Regions from separate parts of the Homo sapiens genome. Here regions 2, 3, 4 and 5 are each linked to region 1. A link is a contact called in ENCODE Hi-C or POLR2A ChIA-PET data. All regions are on one chromosome and are shown on one strand. Each heading gives the region's core, a stretch centred on a gene start or an enhancer-like site at or near the end of the contact. The rest is flanking DNA. Distances are from core to core; before and after follow the strand shown.

Evidence for each region. Hi-C counts contacts between places; a loop is a spot of excess contacts on that map. ChIA-PET counts read pairs that join two places held with the same protein, here RNA polymerase II (POLR2A). Pooled maps may share reads with other maps.
Region 2: a pooled map shows a loop between it and region 1 (2.1-fold over the local background). The contact joins two enhancer-like sites. A Hi-C loop is called at or near these places in 2 of 37 single-sample maps with no recorded cell type and 4 of 50 pooled maps.
Region 3: a loop to region 1 is called in a map of mesothelial cell of epicardium, with 30 times the contacts of the local background. The contact joins the promoter of LINC02789 here to the enhancer-like site in region 1. A Hi-C loop is called at or near these places in 1 of 168 maps with a recorded cell type or tissue (mesothelial cell of epicardium), 3 of 37 single-sample maps with no recorded cell type and 1 of 50 pooled maps.
Region 4: a map with no recorded cell type shows a loop between it and region 1 (2.1-fold over the local background). The contact joins two enhancer-like sites. A Hi-C loop is called at or near these places in 4 of 37 single-sample maps with no recorded cell type and 2 of 50 pooled maps.
Region 5: a loop to region 1 is called in a map of OCI-LY7, with 4 times the contacts of the local background. The contact joins the promoter of MIR181A1HG here to the enhancer-like site in region 1. A Hi-C loop is called at or near these places in 4 of 168 maps with a recorded cell type or tissue (CD4-positive, alpha-beta T cell, OCI-LY7, naive thymus-derived CD4-positive, alpha-beta T cell and 1 more), 14 of 37 single-sample maps with no recorded cell type and 6 of 50 pooled maps. POLR2A ChIA-PET finds 5 or more read pairs at or near these places in 1 of 52 experiments (activated CD4-positive, alpha-beta T cell).

Annotation. Positions count from the first base shown.
Region 1 is chr1:198,172,839-198,176,139 of GRCh38, reverse strand. The region is part of intron 1 of NEK7 (NIMA related kinase 7); the gene reads right to left. Among named protein-coding and RNA genes, the nearest start is that of NEK7, 17 kb to the right of the region's middle. RefSeq lists a silencer at 156-215. Within about 2 kb of position 1,724, at least 4 of the 41 ENCODE cell types and tissues checked have a DNase peak (open chromatin) inside an H3K27ac peak, as active enhancers do; they include CD4-positive, alpha-beta T cell and natural killer cell, where a contact is called at or near this core.
Region 2 is chr1:199,170,681-199,173,981 of GRCh38, reverse strand. The region is part of intron 3 of LINC02789 (long intergenic non-protein coding RNA 2789); the gene reads right to left. The region is part of intron 1 of LOC107985243 (a long non-coding RNA gene); the gene reads left to right. Among named protein-coding and RNA genes, the nearest start is that of LINC02789, 24 kb to the right of the region's middle. RefSeq lists an enhancer at 387-436. Within about 2 kb of position 1,526, at least 4 of the 41 ENCODE cell types and tissues checked have a DNase peak (open chromatin) inside an H3K27ac peak, as active enhancers do.
Region 3 is chr1:199,147,060-199,150,360 of GRCh38, reverse strand. It overlaps LINC02789 (long intergenic non-protein coding RNA 2789), which reads right to left and starts at 1,763. Exons shown (of 4, transcript NR_147896.1): 1 at 1,624-1,763. All of the region lies in intron 1 of LOC107985243 (a long non-coding RNA gene), which reads left to right.
Region 4 is chr1:199,088,194-199,091,494 of GRCh38, reverse strand. No RefSeq gene overlaps it. Among named protein-coding and RNA genes, the nearest start is that of LINC02789, 59 kb to the left of the region's middle. RefSeq lists an enhancer at 1,854-1,903. Within about 2 kb of position 1,539, at least 3 of the 41 ENCODE cell types and tissues checked have a DNase peak (open chromatin) inside an H3K27ac peak, as active enhancers do.
Region 5 is chr1:198,935,656-198,938,956 of GRCh38, reverse strand. MIR181A1HG (MIR181A1 host gene) reads left to right here and starts at 1,528. Exons shown (of 3, transcript NR_040073.1): 1 at 1,528-1,731. RefSeq lists enhancers at 1,228-1,277, 1,678-1,737.

The DNA.
Region 1 (3,301 bases), core at 475-2,974:
AAACACAGTTAGAAAACAAAACAAGAGATTAAAAGACTACAGGTCTAACCATCAGGAAACCTTAGTTTAAATTCACATGAGCACCTGCTTTCGATTAAAGACAACATATCCGCCCTGTGTCTCAGTTCCCTCCCCTCTAAAGGAAGGTTCATAATGAGTACATAGCATGAGAAGACAGAGCAAGGTCTCACATCATTATCTCTGAAACAACAAATCAAATCAGGGCACTTTCTACTGTAAAAGAATGGCTGGAAGAACAGTTCTCAAGAGTTTTAAGCAGCACACAAATGCAAGATAGTATTATTTCTTCTGCTTATCTTTACCGAAGAGTTTCCCTACAAGCATGTGAAAGACAAATGATACTTATTCGGCCCTTTTAAAGTATGTCCAAAAAGCTTTTGATAGACTTTGTATTTGTTTAGGTTAACTGTGGACACAGAATGCTATTACAAATTCCCCTCATGTTTTTATATGTCATTCAGTTAGTCACATAGCAACAACTAAAGTCTGGCAAAAGCACATGCTCACTAAGCTAATCATTCAGCTGTAATACTAGAAAAATCATGACAACCAAACTGATTTAAAGAGCTAAGATAAATAGCTTGGCCCCATCTTCAAAACCAGATTTAAAAAACATTCTACTGAATTCCTTGTACTAAATAATTCATAGTATGAATTTTATCATAACGAAGTTGATAAGGCCTTATGGAATACAGGCTAGTACTTGGAAATACTTTCATTAGTATGAATTATTTATGGTAAGGTCATTTGTTTTTAAAAGCCTTTGGTCTGTAACAAGTACTCAATAACAGAAAAATCACACACAAAAAATGAAAAACACATTTAAATAAAAGAAAAATTTAATGGAATTTTCAAAATTAACACATGGTTTTACATTTAATCCTTATAGAAAGACTTATCAACTGCTCATATTTATTCATTTAACAAATATTTTTTGCATACCTACTCTATTACAGACACTGTTCTATGCATTGATTATTCCTGAACTTTCAAAATCCTCTCTTATTTACATACTACAGTTTACAATAAACCATAAAGTAGTTTTAAAAGCTTTCCTAACAGGCACGGTACAGTGCCTCATGCCTGTAATCCTAGAACTTTGGGAAGCCACGGTGGGAGGCTCACTTGAGTCTCAGAGTTTGAGACCAGCCTAAACAACACAATGAGACCCCCATCTGTACAAAAAATTAAAATATTAGCCCAGTAAGGTGGTTCACACCTGTGGTCCTAGCTACTTGGTCAGTAAGGTGGGAGGATCACTTGAGCCCAGGAGGTTGAGGCTGCAGTGAGCCATGATCCTGCCACAATGCTCCAGCCTGGGTGACAGAGCAAGACCCTGTCCCCCCCCAAAAAAAACAACAAAAAACAAAAACAAAAAAAAACACAATGCTTTCCTATCCATTATTCCTCTTGATGCTGCTGAAAACTGGACAAGGAAACTGAGGCCCTGATCTCAGTGGTAAAGCAATGACTGACTCTAGCTCAGGTCTTCTGATGTCCTCTGCAATGAACTTTTTCACTAAGCCCCACTTAGGCCCTGACTGCATTCTTAGGACCTGAGTTAGTCATAACAAGAGTCTATTTAATGTATAATTAGGTTAGTAGGACACAATCGATGTTTAGCAACAGAAATTTAGTCTGTTACTTTACTTCTTGGAAAACTCACTGCCTTCCTCCCCCTCCTACCCACCTCCCCACGTACACAAGAAACGAAGCATAATACTTGTACCTTTGAGATTTTTTTTTTTACCAAGCATAAACGTCAATGCAAATTAAGATTTCAAAAACGTAAAATTAAGAAAGGAAGGAAAAAAGGAAGTATATAAAAGCCACTGCCTCATAAATATAAAACTATCCTTGTACTTAATAACAAGATGTTTCAATGTACTTACAAGGTAAATCAAAGTTATATTTTACATTTTAAAATTTACCTCTGGGAAACTAAATTTAATTGGTTATATATTTTTATATCTCAGAACTGAACTATGCTTTGAATGGATGGTGCAAAGTTAACCTAGGCAGCTGCTAAGCAAGCTTTCTCACCAAACTCTGCCAAATTATTTCAATTCTGACCTGCACTATCTTGCAATTTCTCTCTTGCTCTTTTGAGCACAGACTATAAAATCATGCCAAACTCTGTGTGAATGTCTTTTAACAAACATAAACATATACTAGAAACAAATGTACTTTCTCTGGCACACTTACATGTAAAACTATGACTTTATGGAAATACTATCCAAAGAATAAGAAAAATTAAAAGCAGGAATAACATAATGTTATGCTGATAAAGCTATCTACGATGTTCTATAAAAAAAACTTTAATTATAAAGTTTTTTATATAAAAATATGACCAAATAAATGAAAATCTAATTAATACTGACTATAGGCTTTCAAAATGAAATTATATAATTGACAGCAGTTAAATTTTGTTTTCAGAAACCTGAATCTGTGAAAATCCATATTCCAACTAAAGAATGCTAAAGTGTCATAAAGATGGTCTATACTAAGAGGCTTTAAAAACAGATTTATTAAGAATGGAAATGATATTATTTTATGTTGACAAGAAAAATACCTCACATATTATACTTAAGTCAGGCAGCAAATAACAAGTTAAATTTTACTTTCCTCCAGTATTCATTGGGCATTTATTTACCTTTCAAAAAAGCTGTCCTTTTTTTTTTTTTTTTTAAAAGACAGAGTCTCACTTTGACTCCCAGGCCAGAGTATAGTGGCACAATCATAGCTCACTATAACCTCAAACTCCTTTGCTCAAGCAATCCTCCCAGCTCAGCCTCCCAAGAAGCTGGGACTACAGGCACATACCATGACACCTAGCTAATTTTTTAATTTTTTGTAGAGACAGGGTCTCCCTATGTTGCTCATGCTGGTCTTGAACTCCCAGTCTCAAGCAATCCTCCCACTTCGGCCTCCCAAAGTGGTAGAATTATAGACATGAGCCACCACATCCGAAAAACTGCACTTTTAAGTGGGAAAGAATGGACAAGGCCCCCAACACACCTTCTTTAGACAGACTCCTCTGCTGCTATATATCAGTCTCTCTACTGATGACACCAGAGCTCTACTCCAGGCCAGACCTCTCTGCTGAGCATGAGATATATAACCAATTGCCTATTAGACAGTGTTAGCTACATATCCCATGATATTCCAAATTCAGCATCACAGATGCATCTTCTCACCACCACACAAAGAAACTGTTACTTATTATTAACTTAGTTATGATCAATATAGATTTAATCAAGAATTGAGGGAGTTATTCTAA
Region 2 (3,301 bases), core at 277-2,776, 1.0 Mb before region 1:
ATTCAACCCAATATACCTCTTTGGTAGGTCTTTTGGAAACTGAGCTCATGTCCCAGCACTTGCAAATATGAAAGGAGCAGGAAAGGAGCTAACCAACAAGAGGACAATGCTAAGACTTTTTGTCATGACAAGACCCAATGTCTATCCCAAGCTTTATGGAAATAACATTGAAAATTATTATCATATTTTACTGTATTAAAGGAACTAGATTGTATCTTGTTTTGTTAGAGAACCACTTGAACACATTTTATGTTTCTCTTCCCAGTGCTGGCTTTCACTTTGAATGCTTTAAAAGTGTCTGACTTCACACTCTGAACAGAGCTACTGGGAGTGTTTTAGATGCTACAGAGTGACCTACTTTAGATTATCTAAACTTGAGGTGTGAGAAAAAAATTAAAATCAATTTTGGTAACTAAAAGGAGGAAGTAGAGGTATAGAAGATCACAGAAAGCTGTTAGTTGCACTTTCATGCTGACAGTCTGTGGGAAGATCCAAAGAACCATCTGTTTGTAAAGTCTCTAGGCATGTTTTAACAGTCATGCATACAGGCAGCCTTAGATAATCACCACAAAAAAAGATTCTATCACACTGACATCATTTAGGAGTACTAATGGTATTTGAAATCATATAAGAATAGGCTTAAAAATGAAAGGTACACATAGTCATGTCTAAAGTACTATACCAAATTGTTTTTTGAAGTCTGTTATGAACATACTATTTGAATACATTTTTGATGTTTTATTATGCCCTATCATCTTCATCTACTTTTATGGTTAGCTTTTTATGGTTCAATTCCATTCTGTCTCCTACTAGAGCTTTTATTAGTCATGAGAGATGAGGCTATACTAAAAGAACAACCTCAAAAATCTCTATAGCATAAAACAAAAGATTTTGTTTGTACTCCTGCAAAGTTCCGTTAGTGGGTATTCTCCTTCATTTGGTGTGTTGGGGTAGCCTTAAGGATGGCCCTACAGTCATCCCTGACTCCTTGTATTCATCCCCTCTATATCTCCTTGACTCATCTTGTATTCTTGGATATGGACTGGACTTATTGACTCACTGCTAATGATTAAATACTCAGAAATAATAGGTTGCACTTCCAGTAGTAGGTTATAAAATGACTGTGGTTTTCATCTTGAGAACACTTTCACACTTTCTCCTGAATCACTTACTTCAAGGAAAGTCACCTGCTGTGTTAGAAGGGAATCCTGTAGAGAGGTACTGGTTGCAAGGGACCAAGGCCTGCCAGCAAACCTAAGTGAGCTTGGAGGTAGGTACTCCCTCACCACAGTTGAGCCTTCGGAGGAGACTAGAGTCCCAGAAAACAGCTTTGCAGTAACCTTATGCAAGAATTTGAGCCACAGGCCCCTAGGTAAACTATGCTACGGTTCTTAACCCACAAAATCTGTAAGATGATAAACATCTGTTTGGGAGTAGTTTGTTACACAGCAATAGATAGGTAATATGTCTGGTAGCTTGGGAATCCAGGGGCTTTCCACTTTGTGATTCAACCATAGCAACATGAGACTTCAAATTTGCCCTCGTGTGGAAAAGAGATCTTGGAAAATCCACTCTTGAATTGACACACATCATTTGCACTTACAGTCCATTGGCTAGAACTAGTCATGTGGCTCAAACCTAACCTCAGGGAGGCTGGGAGAAATAAAGGAGGGCATGTAATTCTCTGTGGATATCACTCTCATTATCACATTTGCTCCATCCCTTGTCAGACATTAAATCAACAAACACTTTGAAAATTGCAATGTTAAAAAAAAAAAAAGAAAGAAAAAACATTTCTCAATCCTGTCACCTCATTAAGTTAAAATCCCTAGTTATTCCCTTTATTGCAGTGCTGCTCCTCATAAGAGACAAGTCCAGACAATCTTTCTCTCCTTGCTCTATCTCTATACGCTGCTGAATCCTATGGACTGGACTTATCTGACTTCTACCTTCAAATCTAAAGAATATGATTGTTGAAGATTTACAAGACTTTTTATATTTAAAAAATGAAAAATCTTTTCTGAAGCCCTCATCCTTGACCTCTGAGGCTCTTAATGCAAAATTTATACCAATCTTGTTAGAATTTGTATTCCCTTTCAATTTTTGTGATATATTTTATTATTTCAGTCATTGGAGGAGTCATGCTGGTGACCATTCTATTAATAAATGCAGCATCACCTCCCATTCTTCTCCAATTATATTGGTTTTACTTATTTGGCACAAATATAAGCAGGAAAGGGGAAAAGTTACTTAACATGTCTTTAAAGCATATTTGAGTTATTTTACTTCCCTGATTTCCTGTCTATCAGATTCTAGGATTACTTGGAGTAACAGTAAAATTATCGTTCAATTATTAATATATTGTATCACAAACTATTAAATAGTAAGATAGATTTTTTCTTTTTTTCCTACTTTCCCAAATTTTCCAGTGATGATAATGAAAATAAGCTGGCATCATATTCCAAGAAACAGTGAAAGGTAATTAAACAATGACCTAAGAAAACTATCGGGGAAAGCACCTATTATTTGTCATAAAGATATGTGTTAGATTTACATAAACATATTTTATTATTTAATAATTACAGAATGTTTAATTGGTATATATCATGTGTTTAACATATCTGTTAAAATTGGTTTATTGAATCCAATTTGGTTTGTGTAAGTCTGAGGAAAAGAGTTCTGAAGGGGTATGCTAAGATATCTCCTATAAAAATGTTTCTGATATGACCTTTATATTTTTTCTTTTTCACTTTTTGTTATTCCTCTTGTCCCCTTTAGTATAGGGGCTCCCAAATGTTCTGACTTTGGCCTTATCTTCCAGTTCTCTCTTCCCTTAGTGATCACATCTTCACAGCTTCAAATGACACTGCTCTGGGTATAAGTGTCGAGTGTGAATTGCTACTCTTGACCTCACTCCCAAGCTCAGAGCCTGATTTCCAAGGCCTGCTGGCTGCCCTTCTGACATCTTCTACTCTTCACTTTCAGAACAGAATTCAAACCTGCTTGTCCTCCTGGTTTTATGTTTATGCCAATGGCATGATCCTTTTCCCAGTTACTAATATGAGAACCTCTGAGTCATCTGATTCTTTTTACCTCCATCTCCAGTAGCTACCCAGATCCTGCTAGTCTTGCTTCAGCTATAGCCTTCTCAGCTATGCCGTCCTTTCTTTGTCAGTGCCTTAGTTTGTCTGACGCCTAATATATTGACTCTCATGGAAAAGACACTTAATAAATATTTGCTTATTCCAAATCACTTTGCTTATGATCTACCTTTGTCCAATACATGGTATGTATATATATA
Region 3 (3,301 bases), core at 514-3,013, 970 kb before region 1:
TGGCAAAGATGTGACACTGGATTGACATGGTTTCCTTAACACTCATGTTGCTAAACTAGAACGTGCTAGGGGCAAATAACTCTTATAACATTGCTCCAAAATATTTATGATATTTTTGGAGTCCTAGTCAGTTAACCGTGCGAAAATTTTTTTTAAAAAGGACTCTCATTTTATAACAGCAACATAAGGATATAATATTAATAGCCCTATTAATGTGCATTGAATGCATGCTGAAATGCTAACTAGCCTATCAAGTCCACCACAGCATCATTGAAATAGTTATGAATTAACTCAGACTTTCAATCTTATATGCTTGTATCTGTATTCTTAATGCTTGCCTTTTAGTAAATTTTATAGGAAATAATATAACCTCCATTTCATACTAATATGGACTCTACTTTCATAGGAGTTATCTACTGTCCTTGATGAATATCCATAATGCACAATGTTAAAATGAGAAAGCTATAATTGGTAAATAGGTCAATAAGTGCACAGTTCAGAAGACAGCCATATCATGCTGTTATTTGTTCTCATCTCTCCCATAATGAGGATGTTCGCATTGCATGTTAAAAGTTGCTTCTGTGAAAAGCAATATTTGAATCATATACAAAGCTGTTGGACCAGGATGACAGGGTTCTTAACAAGAAAGGATAGAGCAAGTACTAGTCAACCCCAATGTGTCTATTGTAATAAATTCAAAAGGAAGAGCTAATCTGAGCAATGGATATGAAATAGGAAGCGTATACATCTGAGAGGAAAATATGTGAGGGATGATCGCAAAATGATTCATGACCTTAAAACTATTGTGGTGCCATGATAGACAGAAATTAACTCTCCATTTCACAGTAAAACCAAATAATTAACTCTCTCCTAATGAATGCCTTTTGGGATCCTTTCTGCAAGATCTCATCTGAAAGTCTTCTGTAAATAGCTGACATATCCAGCAATAGAGGAGCCAGCAAATACTGTGTTTTTAGAGAGAAAAAAAAATTTTTAAAGCAATTGCTAGATATTACAAAACTGATTTACCATCATCTAGTGGGTTCTTAGATTTAATTAAGTTTAATTAGATTTAGTTAGATGAATTAGATGCATCTAGACTCAGTTTACCTGATCTCGACCTAAAAGCAACATTTTGCCACTTCATTTGCATAGGGAAGAAGAAAATCTCATATAAGTCAACATTCAAACTCACCACAATAATGAGCCTCAATATTTGGACCTAAAATGGCTAGCACTTTTACACTTCATAATCACGGAAATGTGTTATGTTAAAGCAGTAGGAAGGAATCCCCTTTTGTGTGGAATTCACCATAGTAAAACCAACAAACAGAAATAGACTATGGATTTGTTTGTTTTATAAAGCAAGTTTTGTTCATTCTGCTGTTAAATACTGAGAGCAGAGCCTTTTTGCTGCTAAAGGAAAAGAATCTAAGCATTATTGTTTACCCTGTAAAAAGTGTTACATGCTGTCAGAAAAGATCAATCCTTTCCTCCAGTATCTTTTTCTTTTCTAAAAGTCTTCCCCTGTACTGCCATGAACTGCTACAATGTTAACAGAATTAGAAGTTTATGTCTGTTCTAGTCTGCAAAATAAAATGCACAAATGCAAACCAAACTTACCTTCCATTAACGTTTTCAATTTTGAATATGTTTTCATTTATTCTAGTCTCTTGAAGTTAAATCATTTCCTTTATATGTAAGAAATTTGCTAATCATTCATGGGTATTGTTTTCTCTAGGTTATTTGGTTTCCTATGTATCAATTAGGACCCAGCCCAATTCCAAGTATATATAGCCAGAAAGATCATACCATCTCTACAATAAAATCCTAGTTAAGTCTTTGATTTTTAAAAATGCATACTTATTTTACACATTTATTTTTTAAAATTAAAAAATCTGCTTCCAAATTATGTATTATCAAAGAGTATACTATATAAAAATCTTAAGTTTAAATTAAACATAACTTTTAAAATTTATTAATTAAAGATAAAGGTGGTCTTTTTCTAATTTATGAAAGAATTCTACATCTAAGACTAGTTATGTTATCTTTCATTCCGATAACAAATGTTTTTCAGAATTACAGAATTTTTTAAATTTTATAAAATAGAATAATGTAGTGTGAAATAAACGTGCCAAATGTGACTTTTTTAACTTCTGCATTGTCTGACAGCCTATAGAGTTACAGGAAATGTTTTATGTCATTATTATAGCTTTGTTCTAATTAAATCCATATAATCTTCACTTTTTGAGTTTAATCAAAGTAATATATGCATTTAATTTATGCCCAAAAAGCCCATAATAAAAAGTAGTTACCCCTACTCTCTGAGTCCCAATCATTCCAATCCCCAGGTACAACCACTTTCTTTGGGATATTTGTTCAACTATACCTCCATGTTTATGAAATATATGATTGTTGCTTTTTGATATATTAATTTTTGACACCATGCATGCACTTCCTATAACTGTAAGATTACATTATGTTCTTATCCGTATTCTATATTGCCATTATTTTTACTATGTAATATTATTCTATTTTATTTTTTAAAAATAGAAACATGGTTTTGCTATGTTGCCCAGGTTGGTCTAGAATTCCTGGGCTCAAGTGATTCCCCTCCCCCTCCCAAAGTGTTGGGATTAAGTTGTAAGCCACTGCACCCAGTGGCTAGTAGAGAATAGTAGTACTAGTATTCTCTACTAGTAGAGAATACTAGTACCATTCTCTTCTAACACCAATAATATACCACAATTCCCTTTTGTGTACTTTTTAGTTTGTTGTATTTAATAATTATCTAATTTTTTCAATTTCATTGTTTTCTCTTGAAGTGTTACTAAGTTGTTCCATATCTTTAATAACAGTTAGTGGACCAGATTTTGTTCGAAAACTGTCATTCAGAAGTGCTTAATGCACCTACTCCAATCTGGACTGAGTACAAATGCTTCTCTCATTGCTTTGAGGATATTAACTTAGCAGCACATTAAGGGATGGTTGGTAGGAGCAATCTCTTTTGGGTACAGATAATAAGGGGTTTATTGTAGAACGTTTTAGAATAAAGAACGTTTTAGAATAATACTAGAGTTGACCAAATATCAGTTTTCATTTTTATCATCACCATGCATCAGTAAATTCTAAACAAAGTCAACTATAAAATATTCTTCACTGCCAGGGCCAATTGCTTCAACCACCGTGTTTCTGCCTATTATATGTTACTTTATTAATTACAGTTCTTTCACACTTTTCTTGAATTTTTACATGTTCTCTTAAATCTCCTTCATCTTCTTTTGCTTTTATTCTTTTTTCT
Region 4 (3,301 bases), core at 290-2,789, 920 kb before region 1:
GTTGCCACTGCTGGCTGGGGTGGCCAGCTTTTATTCCCTTATTTGTCCCCATGCATGTCCTGCTGATTGGTCCATTTTACAGAGTGCTGATTGGTCCATTTTACAGAGCACTGATTGGTCCATTTTACAGGGTGCTGATTGGTCCATTTTAGAGGGTGTTGACTGGTCCATTTTACAAACCTCTAGCTAGCTACAGAGCGCCAATGGGTACATTTTTACAGAGAACTAATTGGTGCATTTTACAAACCTCTAGCTAGCTACAGAGTGCTGATTAGTGCGTTTTTACAGAGCACTGATGGATGCATTTTACAAACCTCTAGCTACAGAAAAGTTCTCCAAGTCCCCACTTGACCCAGGAAGTCCAGCTGGCTTCACCTCTCAATAACTCCTACTTCTGTTTGGAACTCATCTCTGGAATCATCTGGCTTCAGAGTCCAACCAGAGTCAATAGTTATGAATATACCCTTGGTTATTCTGTTCCACACTCATCATACTCTCTTGCATGATCCAGGCCTGGATTTAATATCCAGTCATTTAGTATCTTCCCAAACTTGGACTACTTATTGAACTTTATCATGTGTAAAATGGGGCAATGTATCATGTGTAAAATGGGGCAATGTTATCAGCCTCACTGGATTATTTTACAGATTAAAAGAGAACAAATATAGGGAGTTAAGAACTAACTCTTGAACATGATAAGTGCTCAGTGTATTTTGATCTTTTTCCTTATGTTAATCAAATAACACCTGTCACTGCAGGCTTCATGAGAGTTGGTCTGTTTCTACAAATTATTTTTTATATCTTTTCAATATGTACTTCTTTGTTTTCCCACCATGATAGCACACTGCTGATGTTAAAAATATCACTGAGAACCAATTGATAAATATCAGAGCATTACCTCCCCACAAAAGGGTAATTCAGAGTTTGTAAACGATGACATTAATGGAAAATGCCACTTCAATTACAATTTTTTCTTTTCTGCTTTTTTTTTTTGGAGGGACTTGTTAAGAAAAATTATTCTAAGTTTTAATATTTCAAATTACATAGGATATTACATAGTTTAATCAAATTACATCTTTGCACATCTTGATTGATTCATTCATTTTGAAATATTACTTTAAAATCATGAAAATACAATAATAATTCTCATTCCAGTTTCTTTGATATTTTATCAAAACCAATATCCGTCATCAGTTTGTGGCAATATTTGATTTTTTTATCATGATTTAGTTCTTCTATTTTTAAGAATACATTTATTCTATCATCACATCACATTGTCAGAAGTCTCATAAGAAACATTGTTGAGAACTGTGTGACCAAGTACTTCTTTTAGGGTGTAATTCTTTCAAAGCAAGCTCTAGATTTTAACATAGTTGAATTAGTAGTATTTTTTGGCAATTTAATATGGAGGTATAAGATATTTGCACAAACTTACATATTTCTTAGAGGCTCCCTTCAATGAATGTTTTGAAACCAAACACGTGTATAACATCACCTAAACCAAGAAAGAGGATGTGGCCAGTATGTCGGAAAACCCCACTTATGCCAACTCCAGTTACTATTCTCCACCCCACAGTTGACACCCACTTCTAAAACCAGAGATGTTGCATATCTCTCACCTTTATCAAAATAAAATTTATCATTGACTAATTTTATTAATTTTAATTGATTTCATTAAAACAAAATGATACTGTATCTATTTAGTTGTGTGTGACTTCCTGTTCAACGTCTTGCTTGGCAAATTTAGAACTGTTTTTGCACACAGTTGTAATCAGTTCCTTCTTACTGACATATGGTATTTCACTAGAATTATGAACATACCAGTACAGGAGTTTTGGTAAACATGTGTATGCATTTCTATTGGGTATATCCTTAGAATTTGAATTGCTAGGCTGTAAGGTATGCATACATTTAGCTTTAGAGGACACTGCCAAAGAGCTTTCTATGAGGTTGTACTAAACTATACTAAACTATGTCTCACACCAACAGTATATGAAACTTGCAGTTGCTACAGATCCTCACCAACACCTGGTATTGTCTGTCTTCTCATGTTAACAATTCCAGTGAGGAAGTAGAGGTATCACATTGTGGTTTTTTAACTTGCATTTTGTCAATGAGTAATAAATATGAGTAACTTTTTCTATATTTATTGACCATTTTAATGTATTTTATGTGAATTGTTTAAGTATTTTGTGCATTTTACTATTCGATTTTCTATCCTTTCCTTATTAGTTTGCAGGTGTTCTTTACAGAGTCTAGATATGATTTTTTGTGTGGGGGGTAAATTTTTTGTAGATATACTCCTTCTTTATTTATTTAATGTTATCATTTGATGAACAGAGCTATTGATTTATCTTTTTGCTTTAGTTTAAAACTATTTGTGTTCTGTTTCTGAAATCTTGGACTACTCTAAAATCATGAAGATGATTGCCCATGTTTTCATCTAAAGCCATTATTGTTTTACCTTAACCACATAGACCACAGTCATTTTTAATTGATTTTTGTGACTTGGGTGAGCAGAAATTAAGATACTTATTTTTCTCAAATAAGTAATCCATTGATGCAGCACCTTTATTGGAAAAACTACACGTTGCCCACTGCACAGCAGTGTTACTTTTGTGATAAATTAGGTTGGCGTATATATGGGTAAAACTGTTTCTTAGTGAGTATATGAAGCACATATAGAAAACTAAAGAGAATAGTATAATTATCCCATACTATCCATCACACAGCTTCAATAATTATCAGTTCATGGACACTTTTCATATACTAGCACTCACTTCTTTCCGCAATTCCAAAGATTATATTATTTATCCATTAGTATTTCAGTATATCTTTCTGAAAGATAAGGTCTTTTTTCTAACATTCTGAAATATTATATTATCACACCTAAAAACTAACATTCACTTAATATCACCAAATGCCCACTTATTGTTCAATTTCTGATTGTCCCATACATTTTTAAGGAGGTGTTCATCCAAATTACATTTTTAAGGACTTGTTCATCTAAATTAGAATTAAAAAATGTTTATGAACCTGAGCAACATAGTGAGAGACCCCATCTCTTAAAAAAAAAAAATTGGCCGGTCATGGTGGCATGCGCCTGTGTTCCCTGCTACTCCAGGAGCTGAGGCAGGAGGATCTCTGGAGCCCAGGATTTTGAGGCTGCAGTGAGGTACGATTACATCACTGCACCCCAGCCTGGGTTGTTGACAGAGTGAGATCCCAGCTCTTAAAAAGAAAATGTTTATACATTGTAATTGGTTGATAGGTCTCTTCAGTCTCTTCTAAAAACTACAGT
Region 5 (3,301 bases), core at 279-2,778, 760 kb before region 1:
TAATATTCCATATTTATGCCAAAATATTCTAATATATTAGACAAGAAAAAAAAAATGGAAAAATCAAGTCTTATTTAACACTGTGATGAGAATCCATATAGTGTGTAAAACAGATCAGAGCTGATTTGAATCACATGCTACCAGCTACCATCTACATAATACTGAGTAGTATACACCTCATTTCCTCATCAATGAAATCAGCAAAATAGAATAATTGACTCATTAACAGTTGTGAGAACTGAATGAGGGGCTCTAAAGGGTTTTGCACATTACTTGCCATACAGTAGGAAGGAACCTATAAGTGACAACCATCATTATTTGGAAGGACACATACCTAGTTGGAAAAAGTAGGTATGGAATCAGCCACTTGGGTTCAAATCCAGGCACTACCATGGTAGTAAAACATTTGAGTCTGTTTTTGCCGAGGAGAAATGAAAGTAGTCAAACTTATTCTATGGGTTGTACAATTATTGAATTAAATGAGAAGGTAACTGGCTCTTAGTAGGTACGTAAGACAGAGCAAACTAGTATTTATTTCAATGTTTCCTTCATTTATTTTGCATAACACGGTGGATCAGTGTTATGAAGAGAGTCACTACTGTCAGAGGCTACATTCCTCACCTTTAACATAGGGAATGTGAGACTTGATGACTTCTAAGGTAGTTTACAGCCTCTAAATCTTTACAAACACATTTAAGTATTTTTAAGGAATTGGGTGAATTAAAGAATCCTAGCAAAACTAAAAATACCTTCTGACTGGCAGTTTCTGGACATTCTGCCTTACATAAAGTGGTAAATTAAAGAGTGACTTTGATGGAGAAATATATTTCTTCTTTATCCCTTCTTAGTTAAAGCCCCTTATTTGATTTGTTTTGATATTGTTGCCTTTTATTATTTCCCAGAGTTATTTCTAGCCCTCCTTTCTCCAAAATGTAATAATTACTCAAAAGTTAATTCTGTTGTTGGTGTCACTAATGGACAATTTAGTTTATTAGTTTAGAACTACAATAAAGTCTCTGTAAATGTAAAAATAAAATTTGAAAATGCGTCATTGAAAATAATTGATTTTGTGCTTCAAAACATGACAGTTCTGCAAAGGAATATGATGATAATTTACTTTCTGTCACTTCCAAGGTTAACTGAAGGGAGAAAAAAATACAAAAAACATTTTTTCTGACAGGCAAACAGGCAAATTATAGACAAAACTGCAGGGCAGGGGGATAAAAAGAAAAAAGAAATCTTAAAAAAGCTGAGCTTCCAATCACCTCCCACCAGTCTCTGTGAAGGATGACTTCAGTCCCTTTCTTAACTAATTCTGTCACTGTAAAATCCTACAGTCATTCTTCCACACATAGAGGACAAATAAGCTCAAGAGGAGGATCTAGATGCTTTCAGTTTTAACTATTCACCAATGGTGGAAAAGGCAGAATGCCTAAGCTATGTCTTTGTGGCCAATAGGATAGCTCTGTATCTCTCACATGACTCACTGCCCCTGTCTTTCACATGGGCTGTAATTTAGTTCAATTCAGAACTGCAGATAGTACAGCTTCCACAGGAGCAAGGGATGTCTGAGCACAAGTGGCTGAGTTCCGAGTGACTTTATGAAGCACTTTCTACCTTCCTCTCCGGCATGAAAACAGGGATTCTGCACCTGCATCATGGACAGTCTGGCAAAAGCCTCTGCTCTGCCTCCGGGGACAAGAAACTAGAGCAAATAACCGTTTTGAAATTGTAAGTATACCTTTCTTTCCGTCAAGTGTACTGATTAAAATAGTTTTATGTCATAAACATCCAATATTTGAAGATTTCTTAAGGGTACTCTTTCATGTGTATATTGAAGGTTATTCAGCTGGCAGGAAAATATTCCAGGGACAATTGTTGCATACTTTATTCTGTTGAGGATAAAGAATTAAAAATAAAAGTCAGGCATTCCAAAGAGTAGCTGTAGGAGGCTGTGCGCTGGAACATCGCTCTAGTGTGCTGCTTTGTTCATAAGAAAAAATGAAGGCACACGCATATGTACTTAGTTCACTTCTTTTTGCTCTTTATGTCTAATCAGATTTGCTCTGTCCCCAAGAAAAATAAAAGACAAACTTTGCTGACTCCACTGACAAGGGCACCATAGACTTTCCAGACATCTGACAGTTATTATAATTAGCTATGAAAGACTGCAAAGACACTTGGGGGCAAATAGCTCTTAAATTCTGAACAATGGCTTCAAGCCAGGGCTTTATATGTTTTTTTAACCACCACTTTTAATTTTATAATAAGGATAGAGACTGAACTGGTTTCGGTGTTGTAGTCCACACAATGTGAAATAAAGTCCCAGCAGAAGTGAAGGCGACTGAAAGTGGCCAGTGTAAAGACAGAAGGAAAAGACAGCTTTCTGTCTTAGGATCTAGCCTTCCATGTATAAAGATTTTTTTTTTTTTTGAAATTCCTAATAGGGTGGAGTGAGGATGTGGGGGTGGGGAGGAAGCATGCGGAAGCTTCTTTATAGAAGAATGCTTGAAGAATAAAATAATTTGGCATTTCTTCTTTCTAGCAAGCAAAAGATATGATTAGCATCTAAGTTCCTTACATTCATAGTGAGGTTTTTTGATGGAGTTCAAACAGAAGCAACATACAATGCAGTTTTTAAATTTATAAAATAATTGGAAACAAATGGATAGAATGTTCCTGCATTACTGCTTTCTTTTTATATTCAGCTACAGTAATCTAGCAATACATTATGCCTTTACTTTTAGAATTATCCACATCCTTAAAAAGTTATAAGCTAAGTCTTATAAGAAATTAAAAGGCAAATCACACCAGTGTGATTATGACTGATGAAGATTTTGAATGACAAAGCCTCCAACAAAAAGAGTTTGTGAAAAACATTGTCCTCCTCATTTTTAAAAGAGAATATTAACTCCATCAATTATTGAAAGGAATTATTCAAAGGCTCCAGACATAACTAATTATGGCTTAAAGAGAGCTGCCAGAGCAGAGCCTGTGTTCTAATTATAAAAGTCCAAGACGTTAGGATTCATTTTCTTAAGGAGGGCTTGAAAATAAATACAAATTTTCACATAATCTTATAAAAATACACCATTTTTTTTCTTTGTCTGCTCTCATGTTATCTACACCTCCCCCACCGCCGCCCACTGTGTGCTGAGACACCTGAAGGCTAGACATAATGATCAACAGAGCTCCAGCCTGTCTGGACTCCAGCCAGATTTTTTTCCCCTTCTACAATCAAGGAGCTTGCACGCAATGCATGCCGAGCCTATTCCACTGCTATGTGCAGATCCGGGATGGA